2 separate regions of the Homo sapiens genome follow, and region 1 is linked to region 2. A link is a loop called in an ENCODE intact Hi-C map of the cell type or tissue named here. Cell type or tissue: heart right ventricle. All regions are shown on one strand. Links, peaks and the distances in the headings refer to the core of each region. The heading gives the core; the rest is flanking DNA.

The links. Hi-C counts contacts between places; a loop is a spot of excess contacts. Peaks named below come from ENCODE experiments on the same cell type or tissue, not always from the same donor. Only the 100,000 strongest peaks of a DNase experiment are listed, where the experiment ranks them.
Region 1: it touches region 2 in a loop (5-fold over the local background); 94 of 110 quality-filtered maps call a loop at or near these places.

What each region holds. Positions count from the first base shown.
Region 1 is chr18:23,804,087-23,812,086 of GRCh38, forward strand. It overlaps LAMA3 (laminin subunit alpha 3), which reads left to right. Exons shown (of 75, transcript NM_198129.4): 13 at 6,280-6,417. Among named protein-coding and RNA genes, the nearest start is that of LAMA3, 120 kb to the left of the region's middle. RefSeq lists an enhancer at 6,344-6,403. In heart right ventricle, for the core only: no CTCF peak of the experiment used is centred there; no DNase peak of the experiment used is centred there.
Region 2 is chr18:23,619,397-23,635,259 of GRCh38, forward strand. It overlaps ANKRD29 (ankyrin repeat domain 29), which reads right to left. Exons shown (of 10, transcript NM_173505.4): 5 at 14,655-14,753; 6 at 10,457-10,555; 7 at 135-233. Among named protein-coding and RNA genes, the nearest start is that of ANKRD29, 36 kb to the right of the region's middle. In heart right ventricle, for the core only: no CTCF peak of the experiment used is centred there; no DNase peak of the experiment used is centred there; H3K27ac peaks cover 1,348 bases.

The sequences.
Region 1 (8,000 bases), core at 1-8,000, 180 kb after region 2:
GTTAAGCCTTCTGTCTCTACTAAGACCCAGTAGAAAGTGAAAAGCTGTTTCTCAAAAAAAAGTTATCTGCAGAGGATGGCTTATATGTAGACGGTGGCAGGACTTTGCTCCAAAATCCTAAGGGTCTGCACTGTCGTTCACTTATGTGGGCCTGCTGAAGGCTCCAAAAAGCATCCCTATCTGCCACTGACACTTAAAAGCACCATTAGATCTGCTCAGTCATATGCTTTAAGTGGCAGAACAGCTTACACAGCAGCCTGGACCTGCTGCAGAGCCTTCCCTTGTTCTGGGACTCACACTACTGGACCCTTAGAAATTTAACTGAGGTAGAAGACTCTGGATGTTTTATTGCATTTAATTTTTACCTCCTGACACCCAAATGTCTTACCAATAAGTCTAGAGTAGTTGCTACTTCTTGTTCACTAGCTCCAATTAGCATAATGTCCTCAATGTAATAGACCGATGTGATGCCTTATGGAAGGGAAAGGTGATCAAGATCCCTGTGACCTAAATTATGACACAGGACCAGAGTTGATAGACCCCTGATGTAGGACAGTGATATAGTTTGGATGTTTGCCCCCTCCAAACCTCGTGTTGAAATCTGATCCCCAATGTTGTAGGTGGGGCCTGGTGGGAGGTGTTTGGATCATGGAGATGGATCCTTCATGAATGGCTTAGTATTGTCCTCCTGATAGTGGGTGAGATCTCTCTCTGAGTTCACTTGAGATCTGGTTGTTTAAAAGTGTGTGATACCTCCCCCTACCTTGCTTCTGTTCTTGCTATGTGATGTACTGGCTCCCCTTTACCTTCTGCCATGGGTTGTAAGTTCCCTGAGACCCTCACCAGAAGCAGATGCTGGCACCATGCTTCCTGTACAGCTTGCAAAACTATGCCAATTAAATTTCTTTTCTTCATAAATTACCTAGCCCCAGGTATTTCTTTATAGCAACATAAAAATAGCCTAATACAGACAGTGAAAGTATATTGCTGGCCTGGCCAGTTGAAAACAAACTGCTTGTTGGTTTTTACTAAAGGTGTGAAGGAAAAAAGCATTTGCCAGACTAACAGCTGCATTCCAGGTGTCAGGTGATATGTTAATTTGCTCAAGCAATGAAGCCACATCTAGTATAGCAGCTGCAATTGGAGTTGCTACCTGGTTAAGTTTATAATAATCTACTGTCATTATCCAGGATACATCTATGTTCTGTACAGGCCAAATAGATGAATCGAATGGGCAAGCAGTAGGAATCACCACCCCTGCATCTTTCAAGTCTTTGATGGTAGCCCTCATCTCTGCAATTCCTGCAGAAATGTTGTATTGCTTTTGGTTGTACTATTTTCCTAGGTAGAGGCAGTTCTAATGGCTTCCACTTGGCCTTTTCCATCATAATAACTTCCACTCCATAGGTCAGGGAACCAATGTGAAGATTTTGTCAGTTGCTGAGGATGTATATTCCAGTTATGAATTCCAGAACTGGGGAAATAACTACAGGCTGAGTTCAGGAACCCACTGCCCTCATTATAAGATGGACCTGAGTTAAAGCTTCATTGATCACCTGACCCCCATAAACCCATACTCTGACTAGAGGGCCACAGTGACATTTTGGGTCTTCTAGAATTGGTGTCAATTTAGAGCTGATGTCCACTAATAGAAAGAATAGAAAGATCTGATTATTTCCTTTTTGCCAGTGTGTAGTCACCTTGGTAAAAGGCCATAGGTCCCTTTGGAAAAGGCTGGGAGAAAGATTTACCTTATAAATGTTTGGCGGTGGAGTGGAGTTCTTCCACAATAGTACCTACTCTCCCCTTCATTCAAAGAGTTCTGGGTCTGTAAACCAGCTCAGGTCTGGTAATTGATTGAGGGGATATGACTCTATTTTTATGTTTCAAGTTAGACTTGTTCATTTGACCTACAACTCTTCCACTTCTACAAAGCAAGTCAGAATTTGCTAGACTTCCCAGCTGTTTCACTTCCAGGAACACCATGATCAACTAGTCAGCATAGGTCTCTGAGTCAGACTATTTTGACTGCTGTTTCAACTCCATTGTCCATTATGGTAACCACACCCGCCTTGCTTTTGGTGGTTTATTGCCACCACTTGGCTGCCACCAACCTGGGGCCCAATTACCCCCATTGCACTTAGGTTTTCCAACTTGATGGCAGCAGTTTCCACATCCTTGACATCTATTCTCACAGATATTCCTCAAATTGCTGTCTGTCTGTTTAAATTGGAAAAATCATTTAGTTCTTTTGAAGTGTAGCGCACCTTCTCATGGGTCATACTTTGTACTTCACCTTTCAGGGCTTGCTGGGATTTGAGTCCAGTTATCAGTTGATAAGGAAAGTGGGATGGGGGTGGGTCCTGAAGAGAATCAGTGGGGTCTTCCATGACAGCTGCCTCAGGGGAGGCCATTACAGTTTTCTCGGGCAAAGCAGGGTTAACCTGCTCAAACATGGGTTGGGGGGTGCAGTTGCTTCTTCTGACAAAGAAGACTCGTTGGAATTTAGGGGTTCAGTGTCCCCATCTTCGTCATGATCTTCCCATATGTCCCCAAAGCAATTTTCAAAGTCCTATTCCTTCCCAATCTATGCCCCCACTTTAACAGCAGATACTCTGCAAGGTTTGGAATTTAACTTGCATTGCAATTCAGACCTCGCAGGATGAAGATTCTTGGTTTGGTTTTCTGCAGTCTCAGCTCTGAGGCTGTAGGAGATAAGGATTTCTTTCTAGGAAGGCATAGAAACTTTCAGGTCATTTATGCTGCATCTGAGTGGGAATTCAAATCCCTCAACTCCTTTTCTTTCCCACTTTGTCCAGCCCAATTAGGAGCAACCAGCCAAGTTCATTATGCCCATTAGTTTGACGGAAATGTTCTACGTTATCAAATACGTGGTCACCCAGAACCTTGCCTATCATAATTATTTGATTAGGAGTATCTAATAGTGATATTTTTGTGTATCTCTATTACCACATCACACCGATGACTATCAGTGCTTTATTCACTATTGGAACTAGAGTCATTAGTGCTTCTAAATCTAGTCATTTAGAGAACCAATTCCAGAAACCCCCAAACCAATTCAGAGAATTTATTCTTAAAATTCTGTTCCTGGCTGGGCATTGTCTTATGCCTATAATTCCAGCACTTTGGGAGGCTAATGTGGGACAGTCACTTGAGGCCAGGAGTTTGAGACCAGCCTGGGCAACATAGTGAGACCCTACCTGTATTTATGAATTTAAAAAATTCTGGTCCTCTAAGAATACTTCTCTTGGTACCAAAATCTGTATTAGTCAGGGTTCTCTAGATAGATAGATAGGTACGTAGATAGAGCTTATCTAGTTACCTATGTACATATAATATATATTGTGTGAGTGTGTGTGTGTGTGTGTGTATGTGTGTGTGTCTGTGTGTGTATGTGTGTGTAGGGATGGGGAGAGTTTTATTTTAAGGACTTGATTCACACAGTTGTAGGGGCTGGCAAGTCCAAAATCTGCAAGGTAGGCTAACAGGTTGGAGATGCAGTCAAGAGGTGATTTTGCATCTTGAGTCCAAAGGCAATCTGTAGGCAGAATTCCTTCTTCCTTGGTGGACATCTGTCTTTTTCTCTTAAGGCCTTCACCTGATTGGATGAGGACCACTCACATGATGGAAGATAATCTGCTTTACTCAAAGTCTACTGATTTAAATGTTACTCTCATCTAAAAAATACCTTCACAGCACCATCTAGACTAGTGTTTGACCATTTGGCAACATAGTTAGCCAAGTTGACACAAAATTAACCACTGTAGAACCCAAGAACATTTCCTCAGAATTCTACCACTAGGTAGAGACTTAACCTCTGCAGACAGGCCAGCTGGGACTATGGGCCATGAGAGAAGACAGGTGGAAATGGCAGTAGGAGATCTGAGTGTTTGTCCTTCTGTCTGCCAATAGCTAGGGGAGCATTAGACACGCTTTATATGGAGTGGGTAGTGTCTTGTGGGGGTGCTTTATGCTATGTCAGTCATTCTCTAGTCTTTGTTCTGGATTTTTAGATCTTAGAGATCAGGGAATACAGTCAACACCCAACACCCAGTATCCATGGGGGATTGGTTCCAGGACCATCCATGGGCACCAAAAGGCAAGGATACTCAAGTCTCTGATATAAAATGGCACAGTATTTGCAAATAAACTACACACATCCTCCTATATAAATTAAATTTCTAGATTACTTATAATACATAATATAATGTAAATGCTACATAAATAGTTATATTACATTATTATTTTATTTGTATTATTTTTGTTATTTTTTAGTTGTGTATTTTTCTGAATATTTTTGATCTGTGTTTGAATGCATGGATCCAGAACCCACAGATATGGAAGGCTAACTATATGTGTTTTTGTATTTACCTCCACCGTAACACCTAGCAAGGGTGCTGCTGGAACACAGTAGGCCTTCAATCAATGTCTGCTGGATGGATGACTGTAAAATAGGAAAGTGAAATGATAGTAAATTCTCTGGGTCTGCAAGTACTTGTGTCTCTCTGAACAAGTCACATAGCCTGTTGAAACTCCCAGGTAATTTGTAAGTGAGTAAACTAGCCGAGTTCCCCTCCATCAGTGAGAGTTTCTTTTACGTTTCTGATGACAACACAGGTAAATTCTGTCGTTCACCATCATTTACTAAAAAGCACTTTCAGAGAAATTCACCATACATGGGCTGGGCTGTCACAGAGAATGAAAATAACATGGTCTCGTCCCTGTGGGGGCCCCATGCGCCAAGGCTTAGATTCCAAGGCTACCTGTAAATAAATTACCAGAACTGGGGCTTTACCTTATGAATCTTTTCTTTCCTAAGGCTCCAACTAGCATGGAATTTTTGAAACCTTGCAAACAAGGTTGTATCTTTTACTGTGTACACTACACTGGATAAAAATTTGGAAGTCAGATATACTAATTCATTGATTTTCATTAATTCAGTGTGGGAAAGTGTAAAGAGCACCTCCCCAAGCACTGGGGGACTTGGGTAATTAGAATAATAATGTTAATAAGTGTGAACACTTCCTGAGCATTTCGGCTGTGCGAAGCATCGTGCTCAATGCCTTATTGCTGATGATTCTCTGATAACTTCATAAAGTAGGTGCTATTATCAGCTCCAGTTTACAGAAGAGGAAACTGAGGCTTAAAGAAGCTAAGCAACTAGCCGTGATTGCAGGGCTGTTAAGTGGCACAGCTGGTACTGGAATCCAGATGTGTCTGACTCCAAAGACTGAAGCCCTTTATTAGAGACTAATCCATTGACTTTAAAAATGCCATTTAACTTCTGAACTTCACCATGTAATAATGGGATTCAATGAGATGCTCTCTCTAGTTTCTTTCAGTTCTTAAGATGTAGAACTCTTCAGCCGGAGAAGTCAGTCAGGTCAATTCCACTGCTCATCCCTCTCCAGAAGAAGGGTTTTTGCAATGCAAATGGGGACGACCTTGTGCAACTCCAGCCCATAGAAGTCTAGTCTCATAGAGACTAGTAGGGACCTGATCCAGTGGGAAGGGGGCCAAGAGGAGAATGAATGGCCAGCATCTGTTCTCTCCATCCACACGTGTTTATTCATCACTTAGCCAAAGATCATGGTAACAGCTTGGGGGAGGGAGGAAACTAGGATGCCTTTCCCATCCTTTTCAATGTTGCCTGCACCATTTTTTCCATGACTACTTAACTACACTAGACATTGAGAAAAGAGGTATAAAGAGAGGAGGAAAGAGAAGATCAGGGACAGTTGTAGGCTGATCTGGCCTGGAATGGCTTGCACTTGATATGGAATATCAAGTGGGATATGGAATTAAAGTGGCCCTCCAGTGAGTCACATCCCCCATCAGTTGTTCCCTGCATCCTCCTCCTACAAATACTGGTTTCTGTAGGTGAGCAGAATCCCCAAAACCATCACCCAGCACCTGCAAATCTTGCTGAATATGAAATTCATGACAGCAATAAAAACTAGCAGTTATTGAGTGCTCGCTATGATAGGCATTGTCCCAAGCTCTTTTAAGTATTATCTTATGCAATCCTCACAACAAGTTATCAAATAAAAATTAGTGTCACTCCCACTTAAGGAAGGAGAAACTGAGGCTTAGAGCAGTTGAGTGGCTTGTTTCAGGTTCCCGATCTCATAAGAAGTGGAGCTGGAATTTGTGTTTGGGTCTTTCTGGCTCCACCCTCATGCTCTGCTCCGGGACGTGGTTCTTCCCCCTCCCATACCTGCAACCCCCGCCTAAGTCTGATTGAATTCTTTCATCCAGCCTGCTGGTGTTCAGCCCTTGGATCCTACCAGATGCCCTGCAGCTCAGTGACTGGACAGTGTGAATGTCGGCCAGGAGTTACAGGACAGCGGTGTGACAGGTGTCTCTCAGGAGCTTATGATTTCCCCCACTGCCAAGGTAGGAAAGTCAGCAGATTGCTAGAGGGCTGGTTCCTCTCTGAAGTGTGTGCAGCCAGCCTCCCAGAGAAGCCTGCAAATCCCCCACAGACTCACCACTGGCCACCCCCACATCCTGCTTTCACAGATCTAGTCTGCTTGGTTCCTCACCTGTTCAAGTCTGGTTTGAAAACACGTATATCATATATGTACCCTCAAAGGAATCCAGAAATGATTTTTTTAACTAAAAATAATGTAAATTTCCATGTGCTATACATGTGGGTTTCTTGGTTCACATGTCAGTTTTCTGTGGATAGCATTGTGGCATAGGTGACTCCTTTGAGTTAAAGGGGCCATTTGTTGTCTTCTGTCCCGAGGCATCATGCCTTCTTTCGCTCCCAGCTTGTGGTGCTAATGCTGGCAGCACTGTAATGTTTCTAACAGATCCACTTGCCAGCAGGCTTAGCAGGACCTTTGCTGTGTTTCGGGCCTCTCTCCCTGCCCTCCTCTGGCCTTCTGGGGGACCGTGTCATCGTACTTCAGCCCAAGTGTTGGGGAAGGCGGGTGGGATGCACTGGAGTCTATGCAGTTTGGAGAGAGTGCACTGAGGGGGAGATGAAAACCAAGCCTGCAGCTGTGGGACGTGGTTGGTATTCATCCCTCTGTTGATATGAGAGATTAAGGCTTGCCCATGTACCATGGCAGAGGGGACAGAAATGAGATGTCCACAAATTTCCCTGGGCTCCCTGGTGTGTGCAGCCAGAGAGCAGACCAGTAGCTCTTGTCAATTTCGGAGAACTCTTGCTACTGTGAAGAGGTGTTTGTGGAAGGCTGACCCAGACTATCCATCAGGAGAATGTGGTTTCTCAGACCCCTTCCTGCGCTTTGAAGACAGGACTGACTTCATTTCCCAGAATCTTCCTAACCAGAATCCTCTGGAGACCAGGTTTCCTTGAGGGTGGAAGTTGCAGCAGGCAGTCAGAGGTGGGTGCTTGCCTTTCAAAAGGCCTGAAGGTCCCTAGGATGCGAGGGCATCCTGCATGGGTCTGCTCACCTCCATGGGCCTCAGGAGCAGAAGGAAGTGCTGTGGCTGCCTGGCAGAGAAGCTGAGCAGCCACAGTCATCCCAGGGCTAGATGGCAATGTTTGTGTCCTGGAGAGGAACCCGAGGTTGGGCATGGAAAACAAACAGCTGGAAATTTGTGTTGGGTATTACGGAAAAATGCAGGGAACAGGAGAACATCAGAAAAGAAAGAGAGGGCAGGGTGGCTCATGCTTGTAATCCCAGCACTTTGGGAGGCTGAGGCGGGAGGATTGCTTGAGGCCAGGAGTTGGAGACCAGCCTGGGCAACATAATGAGATCCTGTCTCTAGAATTTTTATTTATTTTTGATTTTATTTTATTTTTTTTTGAGACAGAGTCTCGCTCTGTCCCCCAGGCTGGAGTGCAGCGGCATGATCTCAGCTCACTGCGAGCTCTGCCTCACGGGTTCAAGCGATTCTCCTGCCTCAGCCTCTCGAGTAGCTGGGATTACAGGCATGTGCCACCATGCCTAGCTAATTTTTTGTATTTTTAGTAGAGATGGGGTTTCACCATGTCAGCCAGG
Region 2 (15,863 bases), core at 3,494-11,493:
TGACTTTGTTTTCCTGCTCAAGGAAGGAGGTTGGGAGGAAACCCATGTGGGCTGCAGACTCAGTCAAGACCCGTTTTCTCCACACAGGCGCGCCGGGAGGCTTCGCTCTTTGGCCGCGCGACTCGGGCACTCACGTTCCGCGCAGCGTCGCGGTCGGCTCCGCGCAGCAGCATCACCCGCACCACCTCGCTGTGGCCCATCTGGGACGCGATCCACAGGGGCGCTGTCCCGTCCTGCGGGAAGAGGAGGCGGCGGCCGCCGTGACTGGGGCGCCCGGCCCCACCCGCTCACAGAACGTCTTTAACACCAGGGGTCTGAAAGCGAAAACTCCGGGAAGGCACTCCCTGACCGCAGATCACACTCTGCAGCTGATCCACACCGCCCAGGAGGCAGTGAGAAAAGAGGGGGTGTGTGTAGCCCACGGACGCAGACGGCACGTGGCTGAGCCTGGGCTACTTGAATAATTGCCAGTATTCAAATTTTGGCTTATAAAATCATCCATTTTGTGGCTGGATCTTTTACCAAAAAGGGTGGTACAGACTTCATGGAAAGATGCGTGGGAACCTTGCTTTGAAGGCTTGGGGGAGCAGCTGACCTGTATACATACACCACAGCAGAACCAAATTCCACAAACCCAGAGAGAAGCCGGCCTATTCCCCCAAGACTGTCCATTTCTTTGCTTTCCCAGTGGGTCACACCTTAATGTTCACAAAATACACCCTTCATTCCCATAGAACGCAGGCAGTTTTCTTTGAGGTGGGGTCTGCGGGTCAGAGAACTCAAGTCATTTCTCCTACTCTTCTAGTCTGGTGTCCAGAACCCTCCAAAGCCACCTCATTTCTTAGGGGGCTTAATTTTAGGTGGAATCTGTTGTTGTGTCTTCTAGGAAGTGATGCACATAAACTAGTTACGGCAGGACAGCATTTTGGGGAATATTTCCTCTGCGTATATTTGGGAGTATTTCCCCAATATTGCTATCTCTGTGCACACTGGGCCATGAGGTGGAGATATATTGCTTCAGAGGAGAAAAAAGTAAAACATGCAAGGGATGGGGAAGGATTTGACAGTAGGGTGGTTCCCAGCAGATGGGATGGAAACTGGGAAAGCCTTCCAATGTGTGAAGGAGCTAGAGAGGGAGGGGGAAGGCGGAGGTCACGTGAGAGTGTCCACGTTTTCTTCCCCCTCTGCGTTGAATCTCGCGTGTGTTGTGGGGGAGAGGTAACCTAGGTTGTGGAAGAAACATCAGGTCAGTTATGGGGAATTCCAGATGGGAAAGGATTTTCTCTTCTTGTGAGAAACCAGGAAAGTTACAAGCCCTTTAGAGTTCTGCTCTCTGCTGGTGCCCGGGAGATAGGAGAGAAATGGCCGTGGGAGTTTCAGAGTCAGTGGTCCCCCAGTCCCCATGGCCCACATCCACCTAGCACCTAGGCATCCAGGAGTCCCGTCTGCCTATGGGAAATCAGAAGTGACAGAGAAACAGTCGGCTGGAGTGAGCCTGGTGTCGGGAAGGCAAGGCCACAGTGCCCTGACTTCCTGAGTAGATACAATGGCCAGGCCAGCAGAGAATGGCGAGACCAGCTGCAACCCTGGGGTGTAAGAGTGCAGGACGCTTGTGGACCAGCACAAGGGCCACGCATGAGGCTCTCCACCCCCATCTCAATGCCAGGATGATAGTCTGACTCTTAGGTCCCTTCGGAGAGAAAGGCAGGAGGGAGCAGGATCCAGAATGGGCTAAAGGTAACCTCTGAGGTAATTATGGTAATATGCCCCAAGAGACTGTTTTAGCCAGATAAGACTGAATTACCCATCGGGGGAAGGGGGGCTGAAGAGCAAAATGATTCAGTTATAGAATATAAAGTTACATTTTCTGCTGCAGTGTGTAATTTCAACCTTAGCCTACTAGCAGAAGCAGGCACAAGATTGTTGCCCACTGCTGTCCCAGGAAAGGGAGAGAGGATGAAGACATCTGAGCTGGGTCGGGGAAGCTGGTGACTTGGGAGCCCAGGAGGATCTGGGGGTGCTGAAGAGCAGTCACAGGATGTTGGGACCTGTCTTGGGAGAGACAGTGGAAGAGGTGCTGAAACAAAGGATAGAGGGAAGTGGAAGACACTTTAACTTACTTCATAATTTTTCCAGGGTCCTCTTGGTGGAAATATTCTTGAATCTAAATATTATCATGAGCAATTTGTACTTTAATTTGTACTTTAGTTTAAAAGCACTTCCATATTCTTTATTTGATTTTCCCAATTCAGGATTTAATTAATCAATAATTCAAGCAACCAATAATGATAATTATTATTTGAGACAGGACTCTGTTACCTAGACTGGAGTACAGTGGCATGATCAAGGCTCACTGTAGCCTCAACATCCTGGGCTCAAATGACCCTCCTATCTCAGCCTTCCTAGTAGCTGAGACTACAGGTGTGCACCACCATGCCCAGCTAATTTTTTTTTCTTTTTTTCTTTTTGTAGAGATGGGGCCTTGCTTTGTTGCCTAAGTTGTTCTTGAACTCTTGGCCTCCAGCAATCCTCCCACCTCAGCCTCCCAAAGTGCTGAGATTACAGGTGTGAGCCCAGCCTTCTAAGTCTCAAGCAGAGTGCTAAAAATAAGTCCTGGAGAAGAGACATGGAGGTTTCCATACGACTGCAGTGCCATCATAAAGTATGGACAAAAATGCACAAAATCAAACAGGTGGGAGGGCTGCTGCATGGGGAATGAGGGCTCAGTGTCCTGGATAGAGTGCTATCTGATCCAGGTCTTGAAGAAGGACCAGGATTTTGCTAGGTGTGAGAAAGGGGAAGGGTCGTTTGAAGGAGAAGGAAAAGCAGCTACAGTCACAGTGGCTTGGACAGGCATGGCTCCTTCATGCAGGGTGGGAAATCTAGCTGCTGTAGCCAGAGGGGTGCGGGTGGGACCCTGGAAGGCAGGAGGGGAGTGTGGGTCCAAGCTGGTGCCAATACTAATGCGCTTCTCCCTCCGTGCCTGCTCTGGGTCTGTTTTGTTCTTTGTCACTCTCTCCACCAGAGGGCGGGCAGGGAGAGGCAGCCAGCTGTCTATTCAATGTGCTTTTCAATGGCTTGGTCATTATTAGTAAACTTGTATTAACAATTGAAACTAATATGTGGGAAAGTGCTAAAAGGTGCTATATTGTGAAAAATTATCTATCTATCTACCTACCTACCTACCTATCATGGAGTCTTGCTCTGTTGCCCAGGCTGGAGTGCAGTGGTGCCATCTCAGATCACTGCAACCTCCACCACCCAGATTCCAGAGATCCTCCTGCCTCAGCCTCCCGAGAGGCTGAGACTACAGGCATGCACCACCACACCCGGCTAATTTTTGTATTTTAAGTAGAGACGGGGTTTCACCATGTTGGCCAGGCTGGTCTCAAACTCCTGACCTCAAGTGATCCACCCGCCTTGGTCTCCCACAGTGCTGGGATTACAAGCATGAGCCACTGTGCCTGGCCAAAAAATTATTATTATCAATTTAGAACATCAATGATAACACTCATCAAATATATCATCTTAATTGGAATAGTCATGGGAGGTGGAAAAAGCAATCAGTTCTTCCTGGCTGTAAGACCTTAGGCAAATCATCTCAGCCTGAGTGAGTGTCCTCTTAGGAAAAATTATTAGCTTCGCAGAGATAAGTGAGAAAACATATACAAAGGTGGTGAGCATGAGCACTGGCTCACAGATGCTTAGGAAATGTTAATTGCATCTGAGTAGTATTTATCATGAGAAACAATACGCCCCTTAATTTGTACTTTTGTTCACAAAATACTTCCATATGCTTTTTAATTTGATTCTTCCATCGACCCTGTGAGATAACTGACTGTGAGCAGGTAGGAATGAGTGGGAAAATGAGATTTGGGGGCCGCCTGTGTATTTCATTACTAGTCATTACATCTCCAAATCTGATTTTGGAGCCCAGGGAGTTGCATGTGAGTTAGAGCATTATTGTCAAATCAGATTACCTATCAGTTGATTATTTAGTTTATGAATTAGGAGAGGTTTTCCTCTTTTGTACACCTTAATTTCTGTTTTCTCTTATTTTTTCCTTCTGGTATAATGGTTAGAGCCTTCATTTTCATCATGAAAATGATGGGGTGCAGTGGCTCACACCTGTAATCCCAGCACTTTGGGGGGCCAAGGCGGGAGGATGGCTTGAGCCCAGGAGTTCAAGATCAGCCTCAGCAACACAGTGAGGCCCCCATCTCTATAAAAAAAAGAACAATGATTTCATATGTTTTTTTTTTTTGAGACGGAGTCTTGCTCTGTCGCCCAGGCTGGAGTGCAGTGGCACAATCTTGGCTCACTGCAAGCTCCGCCTCCCGGGTTCACGCCATTCTCCTGCCTCAGCCTCCCGAGTAGCTGGGACTACAGGTGCCCACCACCACGCCCGGCTAATTTTTTTTTATTTTTAGTAGAGATGGGGTTTCACCGTGTTAGGCAGGTTGGTCTCGATCTCCTGATCTTGTAATCTGCCCGCCTCGGCCTCCCAAAGTGCTGGGATTACAGGTGTTAGCCACCGCGTCTGGCGATTTTATATATTTTTTTAAATTAAACATATAAAAATAATTTTGAAAATGATGAAAAGTAAGTCAATTTAGCTCCTTTTTGTAGAGTTTTGGAATGTACCAAAATGTGAAAAAACATTTAAAAATATTCAAATAGGCTTTTGAATACTTCCATATACTTTGATATTTTTAATACTTTGATATTAAATCAAAGAAATCATTGTGAAGTTATAACCTCTACAGCACTTTTTTTAAAAAGGTAATGGCCAGGCATGGTGGTTCACACCTGTAATCCCAGCACTTTGGGAGGCCGAGGTGGGGCAAATCACTTGAGGCCTGGAGTTTGAGACTAGCCTGGCCAATATGGCAAAACTCTGTCTCAACTAAAAATACAAAAGTTAGCCGGGTGTGGTGGTGCATGCCTGTAGTCCCAGCAACTCAGGATTCTGAGGCAGGAGAATCACTTGAGCCCGGGAGGCAGATGTTGCAGTGAGCCAAGATCATGCCTCTGCACTCCAGCCTGGGCGACAGAGTGAGACTCCATCTCAAAAAAAAAAAAAAAAAAAAAAAAAAAAAAAAAAGGTAATAGAACATTTAGCCTGAAGAAGAATGAGATTCATGGGGTTATGATAGCTGTCTTTTACTATGTGTGTGTATATCAAGTAGAAAAGGATTTAGACCAATTTTTCAGACCAAGTGATAGAAAGAAGACAGATGGGTGAAAGCTGCATGGAGACTTGGGGTCAATGTATAAAAGTTTAATGAGTGTTGGCTAAGACCAAAGAAACTGATCAGAGAGGAGTGAGTTCTCCATGCCTAGAGGTGTTCAACAGTAGCTGATTATCATAGAAAGGATTCGAGTACCGATGGATGGCTAAATAGAGTGAGTTTTATAGTTTCCTCCAACTCTGTTATTCCCTCATTTCATTCGAGATCACTTTTACAGCCAGATCACAGCATGAGATGGAGTATATGACACAACCTGTATTAGAGACTAACCTTGTATGGTCTTATGTAGGCTCCTGAGAGTATTTGGAAAAAAGAACTAAAACCATCCTCTTCTGTGGGAATGAGTATCTGAAGCGGCACTAGCTCTTTGCTTCTACGATTTCCAGCCGTCACACTTGGGTTACTTCTACCTACAGGGTTAGGCCAGTCAGAAAGTCTTGGGGACCAATTCTATTTGAAGTTGGGAGTCCAAGAGCTGTGAGGAATCCTGCCCGTGGCAGAGGGAGTTCAATATTGAGATAATTTTCTTACCCACCCTACCCTGCCCTGGAGCCTATTTCTTATGATTGTCCCTTGCACCGTGTGCCTGGCCCAGCAAATGGGTCTGTAAGAGATTTTACCAGATGCTGCATTGCCCATGGTCTGACTCTATCCTCCCCAGTCAAGGGTGATGGGACTGAGGATAGGCAGGCCAGCCAGTCACTGTGGCCTGGTGCACAAAGATGAGCTGTGACAATGACATGGCTATTCCCAGAGGTTGGCAGTCTGATCCATAAACCTGGGGACCACATACAAGATAAGTAAGCAGACAAAACTGGTAAAAAAAGAAAGGAGTGGGGAGAAACAGAGATATGAAGAGACTTTGAGATGACAGAGAACACACGACTCACTAGAGAAAGTGCAGCCTTGATTTCTGATGGGTTTTCTGTTCCAATGAGGCCTGGTTGGAATAGGAATGATAATAACAGCAATACCTAACATTGCACTGGGTGTGTATCAGCTACTGCATTAAGAGTTTTGCAGGGATTATTTTATTTAATTATCACAGTAGTCCTAAAATACTGAGACTCAGGGACAGTAGGCAACCTGCTAAGGTCACACAGTTAATAAGCAAAATGGGGCCTCTGTTTCATTTTAAGATATCTATATCCCCATAATTTCCAAGCTGCTCTCCACCCAAAAAATCTGGGTCTGCTCCCTAGCTGCCTCTTACAGTCTTCCTGGGGCTTATGCTTATGAGTCTGGGCCCTATATCTGGAGCCTTCTTCTAACTCTCAGGCACTGATCACTAAATGCTGCAGGCTTCCAGACCTGCTCTGCACCAGCCATGGGGATCTTCTGGCAGTCGATACACTTTTTCTGAGTGTGTACCATGTGCAAACGAAACAAGACAGAGTCCCTGCCCTTGCCAAGCAGCAAGGACTTCCTATGGCTGTCTGTTCCCATTTCCAAACCCCCAGGATTCTACGCTAATCTTTTGGCTCCTTCTCCCACTGCCATTGATGGATTCACCCCTCTAAGCTTCCGACCTGGGAGAACGTTTAATTTCTGGGTCCAGCTACTCTGTGTACAAGTCAAGGCTTCTGTTAGGAGATGGCACTTTATTAGATGACTTTTCCTCCAGCCTTCAAAGAAATACTGTTTAGCACATGAAAAAGACTAGATAGAGATGAGTTAACTGACTAACCTCAGCTCTGGGTTAACAGGATCAGACCTTTGCATTCTATTAAAGTATTGTTTTAATAAGGTGGGTGAGTGGAGTTGGGAAAATATATGTCGAGGCATTTGGTTAATAGAAAAATAGAAATAGCCACTCAGCTAGTGATTAAAAAGGTCTGACTCATAGCAACTCAACTTGGTGAGGACACGTGGAAAGAAATGAAAATGAATTGTTAGAGTGAAATCTATATTTCAATGATCTCTGTGACTCTTGACCTTTTGGCTTAGGACAATATGGAAGGAAAATATTTTTTGAAGTTTCAAATCAAGAACATAGTCTTCCTACTGTCTGGCTATGACTAGATTTGGGATTATGATTCCTCATCCCAAAGTACTAAAAAGGTCTTCATTTAGTTCTCAGTGATAGAGTTACAAAGAAAAGTCATCCCACTACCGTTCAGATTCCCTGAAGCTCATATCAAATGTCAGCTGAGTAATTTCAATGTAACTTTGTCAACATCCTGTTACAGGATACCGTAATAAAATGGTAGGGCTTCATAGAATGTCAGTGCAACAATTACAAATCAGATTTAGCCAAAAGTATTAGGAAATTAAACCAGGCAGGTATTCCTGTCCTCATTTTGTAAATTCAAGGATTTTCCAATAATGACTCAATGTGTCAGCTGAGATTTCAGAATAAAACATTGGTTTCCAAATGCTCTACCTATAGAATATAGGTAGGCCATGTGCAGGCCATGTGCAGGCATGGCACTGTTTTCTTGGAACATAATAAATATGCAGAGTTTACACTTTCAGAGAAGACGGAACTTGAGCTAGTCTGACCTGGATAGATAACAACCTCTAATTATAAGCTCACAGTAGGTAATAAAAATTATTATGATTTGAGGGCACAATGGGGTGAGTGTACTCTGTAAAAAGGAAAAATTCCATTGCCTTTTTTCCCCAAAGCAATTCTTATTTTATAAGACACCCTTTTCCTGAATAACAATTCTTTTAGGGCTGAACTCAAAATAATTCAAAACAATTTCATTAGATGCAGTCTTTAGAAGTTGTAGCACTTGCTCCTTGACCAGAGGGTGGATCCCTGCACTCAAAGACTAGGTCATCCACTTTGACCAGGTTATCCTAACTCTTGAGGAAGAAAAAACAGCTATGGCGTGTTGTGGCTACTGCTGCAATGTTGGTTTACTCTTTAACTTCTTGGCTTCAACATCACGGCATGACTCATTTTAGGTTTAAGTGGGCATGGCTCATGCAACATTTGAAATATAATCTCTTATATCGACTTGGTTTTTTACAAGCAGTACTTTAGGCATATAAAGAATAAAATTCAAAGTGCCAGAAATTATTTTGGAAGGATGTACTAATAGAGAGACTTGATAATCTTGATAACCTCACATTCTAAATTCACAGTGGTATCTTCAATAATGGCCCCCAAATCAAACTTAGGCAATCTAAAAATAACCAATTCCTTTTACTAATTTTAGTAAAATGAATCATCTGATTCAGAATCAATCAACAATAACAAAATAAGAAGGACCAATACGAAAATATTAAACTCCAGTCCTCGAAAGTCAACTCTAGCAGGACGAAAGTAAAAGTTTTTTTGAAACTGCTTCCTTTCCCAGGAGTATTCCTGGGGCCACCTAAGAATAACTTTACAATTCTAAAAATATAACCTTACATTGATACATTACATTGATTACAATGTCTGGCACATGGTAAGTACTCAAGAAATATTGATTGAATGTTGAATAAAACAATTATTTAAAATGTGGGCATTTGAAGAGATCATCAGGCTCATGCTGCTCAGCCTCCTAATTTTCAATGATGAAAGTCAGGCCCAGAGAGGTTGATTCACTTGTTCAAAACCACACAGCTCAAATTATTGGCAGAGATGGATTGAGAACTTGGGATTCCTGACCTCAAAACCACTTTGCTTTCCTGACTTCAAACCACTCTGCCCAAAGGCTCTTTATTTTTCTCAGGCTCCTTATGTGCTTGGGCTTCTAAAGACCAGAGAAACCTGTGTCCAAGAGCTCAGACCAACCTTAAAGTTCTCATAGCTATTCATTATGTGAACACAGAGAGGCATTCCTGTATCAGGTCATAGTACAGTGGAGATGTGCCTGGGTATGAAATCAGCTTGACTTTTTCCTAGGAAACTACCTTTATAGTAATGTTTCCTTAATTCGAAATGTTTTGTTAAAAATAAATTAATCTGGTGCCAGGCATGGTGGCTCACACTTGTAACCCCAGCACTTTGGGAGCCCAAGGTGTGTGGATCACTTGAGGCCAGGAGTTCGAGACCAGCCTGGGCAACATGGCTCTCTACCAAAATGTATCTCTACTAAAAATACAAAAATTAGCTGGGCATGGTGGCATGCACCTGTAATCCTAGCTATTTGGGAGGCTGAGGCACAAGAACCCAGGAGGCGAAGGTTACAATGGGTCGAGATCATGCCACCACACTCCAGCCTGGATGACAGAGCAAGACGCTGTCTCAAAAAAAAAAAAAAAAAAAGTTAATCTGGACAAAAATAGTACCTACACAAGAGAAGCTAATTATAATACTGTACATTTGGAAGGTTCTTCACTGTTTATAAAGTGCTGCCTGTATAATCTTGCATTTCTGTTCTTTTTTCTTCTTTTTAAAAATCATTACTCTTTTTTTGAGACAGAGTCTTGTTCTATTGCCAAGACTGGAGTGCAGAGGCGCGATCTCGGCTCATTGCAACTTCTGCTTCCCAGGTTCAAGTGATTCTCCTGCCTCAGCCTCCCAAGTAGCTGGGATTACAGGCATGCGCCACCGCGCCTGGCTAATTTTTGTATTTTTAGTAGAGACGGGGTTTCATCATGTTGGCCAGGCTGGCCTCAAACTCCTGGCCTCAAGTGATCCTCCTGCCTCGGCCTCCCAGGGTGCTGGGATTATAGGCATGAGCCACCACTCCCAGACTACATTTCTGTTCTTTTACTTTCAGTTAATTGAATTGCTAGCTGTTAGCTTGCTGTTGGTAAATGAAGTCTCAACAGCATAACAATTGTGAGAGATGAAGGTGCAGAACCTCCTAATGATTCCAACGGCATGGGCTCCTCTTTGGCTTGGTGGAAGAAGTGGTGGGCAGGTAGTAAGGCAGCATTATCAGCAGGGGCCAGGCTACTTGGCCCACATCTGTTTACCTATGTCCCAGGCCAGCCTGCACTCATTAGATCAGTGCAGCCATAATTTGTTTGCACAGGAGGTGGCAGAGTGTGTACTTGTGTACTTGACCTCAGACATCAAATACTTAAGTTTTGAAAGTACTGAACTGTGATGTCAGCTTGGTTTCATAGGCTTTCAGGCCAGCTCAGAGCATAGAACAGGAGATACCCTAATCAAAGATTAACTTTTCATCACAGAAGCAGAAGGGTTTAAAGGATGCCTTGAGCTTACTGGTTATCTCAGGTATGTGCTGCCAGCGGACACCCAGCCCTCCCTGCCCCATGCGCCATGTGCTCGGGCAAATGTCAACAGTGGACATTACCTGCCTTGGCTGGTTGACTTTTGCTCCTGAAGCCAGCAGTAATCGAATAACATCCAAGTAACCACCTTGGGCAGCTAGGAAGAGGGCAGTGGCTCCATCCTGAGAGAGAACAAATTAAAAGCATTAAAAACATTATCTTTCACACTTATTTTAAAAGAAATTAGGGCGGGTGCAGTGGCTCATGCCTGTAATCACAGCACTTTGGGAGGCCTAGGTAGGTGAATCCAGGAGATAGAGACCAGCCTGGCCAATATGGTGAAATCCCGTCTCTGCTAAAAACACAAAAATTAGGCTGGGCACGGCGGCTCACGCCTGTAATCCTAGCACTTTGGGAGGCCGAGGCAGGTGGATCACCTGACATCCGGAGTTCGAGACCAGCCTGGCCAACAGGGCGATACCCCATCTCTACTAAAAATACAAAATAATTAGCCAGGCGTGGTGGCGGGCACCTATAATCCCAGCTACTCCGGAGGCTGAGGCAGGAGAATCGCTTGCACCTGGAGGCAGAGGTTGCAGTGAGCTGAGATCGCGCCACTTCATTCCAGCCTGGGCAAAAGAGCAAAACTCCTCCTCAAAAAACAAAAAATCAAAAAACAAAAAACAAATAAAAATACAAAAATTAGCCAGGTGTGGTGCTGCATACCTGTAATCCCAGGTACTCGGGAGGCTGAGGCAGAAGAATCTCTTGAACCCAGGAGGTGGAGGTTACAGTGAGCCAAGATTGCATCACTGCATTCCAGCCTGGGCAACAGAGTGAGACTCTGTCTCAAAATAAATAAAATAAAATAAATTAGATTTAAAATATACACATTTAATATAATTTTCCATCTCCATCTCTTTGTAGGTTTCCACCTTTTTGTCAATGAAGAGCCAAATGTTAGATATACAAATCCCCCAAACCTCATTTTTAAAAAATTTATTTTTAATATATTTTTAAATTTCTAAAAATTCTTTTTTTTTTTAATTAGCTGGGCGAGGTGGCATGTGCTTATAGTCCCAGCTACTTGGGGGCACTGAGGCAGGAGGATCACTTGAGCCTGGGAAGTTGAGGTTACAGTGAGCCATGTTTGGGCCATTGCACTCCAGGCTTAGGGAACAAAGTGAGACCCTGTCTCAAAAAAAAAAAAAAAGAAAAAAAAGAAAAAAAAATTGAGAGTAAAAGGTGTCCTTTTAATTAGATCTTTCCTACCCTTTTCTCTTTCTTGTCCCCTTATCCTTGTTCCCCCAACATGAGGGTTCTGCAAGAATTAAGATACAATATGCAGCTGGGTACGATGGCATACACCTGTGGTCCCAACTACTCAAGAGGCTGAGGCAGGGGGATTGCTTGAGCCCAGGAGTTCAAGACCAGCCCTGGAAACATAGCAAGACCTTGTCTCTCTCTCTCTTCTTTTTTTTTTTTTTTGAGACAGGGTCTCCCTCTGTCACTCAGACCTTGAGTGTAGTGGTACGACCACAGCTCAATGCAGCGTCAACTTCCTCAGCTCAAGCGATCCTCCCACCTCAGCCTCCTGAGTTGTTGGGACTACAGGCGTGCATCACCACATCCAGTTAATTTTTTAAAAAAATTTATAGTAGAGACAGGGTCTTGCTATGTTGCCCAGGCTGGTCTCGAACTCTTGGGCTCAAGCGATCCTCCTGCCTCTGCCTCCCAAAGCACTAGGATTACAGGCATGAGCCACCATATCCAGATGACCCTGTCTCTAAAACAAAACAAGACAAAACAAGACAAAACACAAAAGAACCCTGAAAGATGTTTTCAATACAACTGCCCTAGAAACCATCTCCACAAAGTGGCTCTCTGCCAGCCCAGCAGACACCAACAACACCTATAAACACAAAAAAGCACTCCTGCATAAAGCCCAGAGCAAGTGCCCCTTTTCCAGTGCTCTTTAGTTTTCGTCTTAACTGAGTATCTATGCCTTCTGGGCATTTCTGTTTTCTTGGACACATGTCACTCGGTGCTTTCGGCAGACGTGTGGATCAGCTGAGAGCATGATCCCCGGATGCTCCCTTCAGCCTGACAACATTCGCAGCGCAGGGTGAGCTTCATTGTTTTCAGACCACGGTGGAAAACCAGAGCACACCCTAGAGGAAAACACCTAGCAAACCCAGCTAATTACCACACCTCCCATTGGGAACACTAACCTCAAGCAAAAATATAAGACATGTTTCCCTGCAAGTCCAGCCACGTGTGTCACGTGGAGGGTCCTGGATTTTCAGTGGGCGTCAGCAGAGCTGCCAAACTGCCCTCCAGGCAATCATTAAGAAATTAATCAGCCTGTACAGATTTTCAAGCAGATGTTTTATATGGGGATAACATTTTCGGAAAGTCTACCATGTCCTTAGCTGCTGAAAACTCTCAGCAATTTTCTTTTTCTTTTTCTTTTTTTAATTTTTTTTTAACTCTCAGGAATTTTCCAAGATGAACTACCCATGCATTGAATTTTTCACTGTGCATTCCAAGTTTTGGTTCTGCCCCGCCCATCCATATTTCAATCGTTTTTAAGAAAATATTTAGATTGTTTGGGTAAAGGTAAAGGTCTTAATATAAAATGGAAGTTATAATGCATGAAATTTCTTGAGTCACCTTAAAACAGAGAGGAAATTACTATGGGAAGGGGCTTTTCTTTTCACCAAACACTTTGGCTTTTCCTATTCAGTGTGTGTGTGTGTGTGTGTATATATATATATATTACACACTCTCAGATATACTCTACCTATATATAGCCAAAGACATATCTAACCTTTAGACCTGTGCTTCTTAGATTAGGCTACATGTGAGAACTACCTGTTGCCCAAGCTGTGCCTTCAGAGACTCCAGTTTTGTTGGTCTGGAGTGGGCCTCAAAATAGTATTTTTTTAAACTTTCCCAGATAATTCTAATGGGCAGCCAGAGTTGAGAATCGCCTCTTTAGATCATTATCAAGTAATTCAATCATTCTACTGGTAATGTTGCAGGCTCAAAGTGTGTTACAGATTTTGAAGTGCAGAGGGTGAGGCTAGCTGCTATGAATTTCAAAGAGGCCTGTGATTTGTCAGGGTTAACCATGTAAACTCTGGAAAGGGTGTTCAAATGGAAAAGTTCACACCTACAGAGCTCATTACATGTCTATGAAAGTATAGTGCCCCAGGCATAAGGGTTAAATGCCTACCTGTAGGACAGCCTAAAATACGGTTCCTAGATAATTGGAAGTAGGAATTTTTCCACTCTTCACCATGAGACTGTCAAGTCTATTCATCTCCCTATATTCTATTTTCGCTTACAAAACTGGAGTAATGTTTGCCATAAATCCTATGGCATTATAGCGACAATCAATTGAAAGGCCCTTGGGTGATGATGTACTAATTGACAGTTAGCTGCAAACAGACCCGCACTAGCAGTGGATGCCTTTCACAGGTCAATGGCATGTGTATATTTCACAGAGGTCTTCATCCATCCAACCTCACTTTTCTACCAAATACCTTAGATTTCTCCTCTTTGTGCCCTTCCTCACAAATACTACAACAGTATATTTTTATATCCAATGAGCGCATTTAGAAAAATTTTGTATATTTTGGTTTTCAGCAAGTCCATATGCTGGGCTTTGTAGTTTGTCATGGTACGAATAAGTATCACATGATTTTTGAAGGCCTTAATTGCATAGGTACACGAAATGTTTCATCTGCACAACAGATTTAAAAGGGAGAACAAAGATGGGTAAATAAGATAAATGGTTTCATTTTTTGTCGGTGGGGGACAGAGTCTCACTATGTCACCCAGGCTGGAGTGCAATGGTGTGATCTCAGCTCACCGCAACCTTCACCTCCTGGGTTCAAGCGATTCTCCTGCCTCAGCCTCCTGAGTAGCTGGGATTACAGGCACCCGCTACCATCCCCGGCTAAGTTTTGTATTTTTAGTAGAGCCGGGGTTTCACCATGTTGGCCAGGCTGGTCTCGAACTCCTGACCTTGTGATCCACCCACCTCGGCCTCCCAAAGTGCTGGGATTAGAGGCGTGAACCACCGCGCCCGGCCAGATATGTGGTTTCTATATAAAAAAAGCCCATCTGGTCCGCTATATATTTTTCTCTTGACTCAGACCCAAGTCCTACTGTCCATTAAAGTATTTTTGAAGTTGGCATTTCTGGCATCTGAATTTAGACTGCAATTTTGTATGTGATGAGAAATGTCCTAATGTCCCCCTGAAATGCACTCACATAAAGTTGGTCATGGATGTTTGCTCCGTGCTTCAGCAAGGTCTCCACCACCTGCATGTGCCCGTACTGACTGGCAGCCAACAGGGCGGTGCCCCCGTCCTATGGACATGCAAAGTATAAACACATTAGAGGTGGCGCAGGCACATAATTCACCAGCAGATGTTCCTCACATACATAGAATTTAGGAAGAGAGTTTTCCCAAAGATAATAACAAACTCACTTTCCCTGTTTTTTTTTTTTTTTTTTTTTTTTTTTTTGAGATGGAGTCTTGCTCTGTCACCCAGGCTGGAGTGCAGTGGTGCGATCTTGGCTCACTGCAATCTCCGCCTCCTGGGTTCAAGCGATTCTCTTGCCTCAGCCTCCCAAGTATCTGGGACTACAGGCGTGCACCACCATGCCCAGTTAATTTTTGTATTTTTAGAAGAGATGGGGTTTCACTATGTTGGTCATGCTGGTCTTGAACTCCTGACCTCAAGTGATCTGCCCACCGCGACATCTCAAAGTGCTGGGATTACAGGTGTGAGCTACCATGTCCAGCCTACTTTCCCTCTTTTATCCCTTTTACTTTTTCTTTATAATTATGGCAGAGTTCATCCTAAGGACGTGATTATGTTGTATATGTGGGCGGCTTGCTAGAGATGTATTACAGTTTTTTGACCAAGTTATTTATTGTGAATTAATTTAGAAAATTCCTATGCCAAATGCAGCATCATCTATTTGCTTCTCAATATGAGAAACACAGAAGAGAAAGTCTTGTCAGTTCTTGGAATCATCAGAAAAGCCTCCCAGGGCTTCTAGCCAGAGACTTCCTGGGGAAACGCCGTCTTCTCCCTGTGATGTAACCCAGTGGTAAGCCACTGAGATTAAGGTGTTTGTATGGGGTAACCCTCTGGGGCCATTGCCCTCATGGGACAAGATCTGCTGCCATTAAAAGAGCGGATAGCTATGGCACATTCTGTGTGTCTCTCACTATCCTACTTAGTATTTTCCTTTTAACATGTGCCAATTTGTCCAGGGCTCTTTAAAAGTGTGGCCCTAAAAACTAAGCAGAAGCCTGAGCAACAAAAATTAGCCAGGGTGTGGTGGTGTGCGCCTGTAGTCCCAGCAACTTGGGAGGCTGGGGTCGGAAGATCAATTGAGCCCAGGAAGTGGAGGCTGCAGTGAGCCAAGATCACACCACTGCACCCCAGCATGGGTGACAGAGCGAGA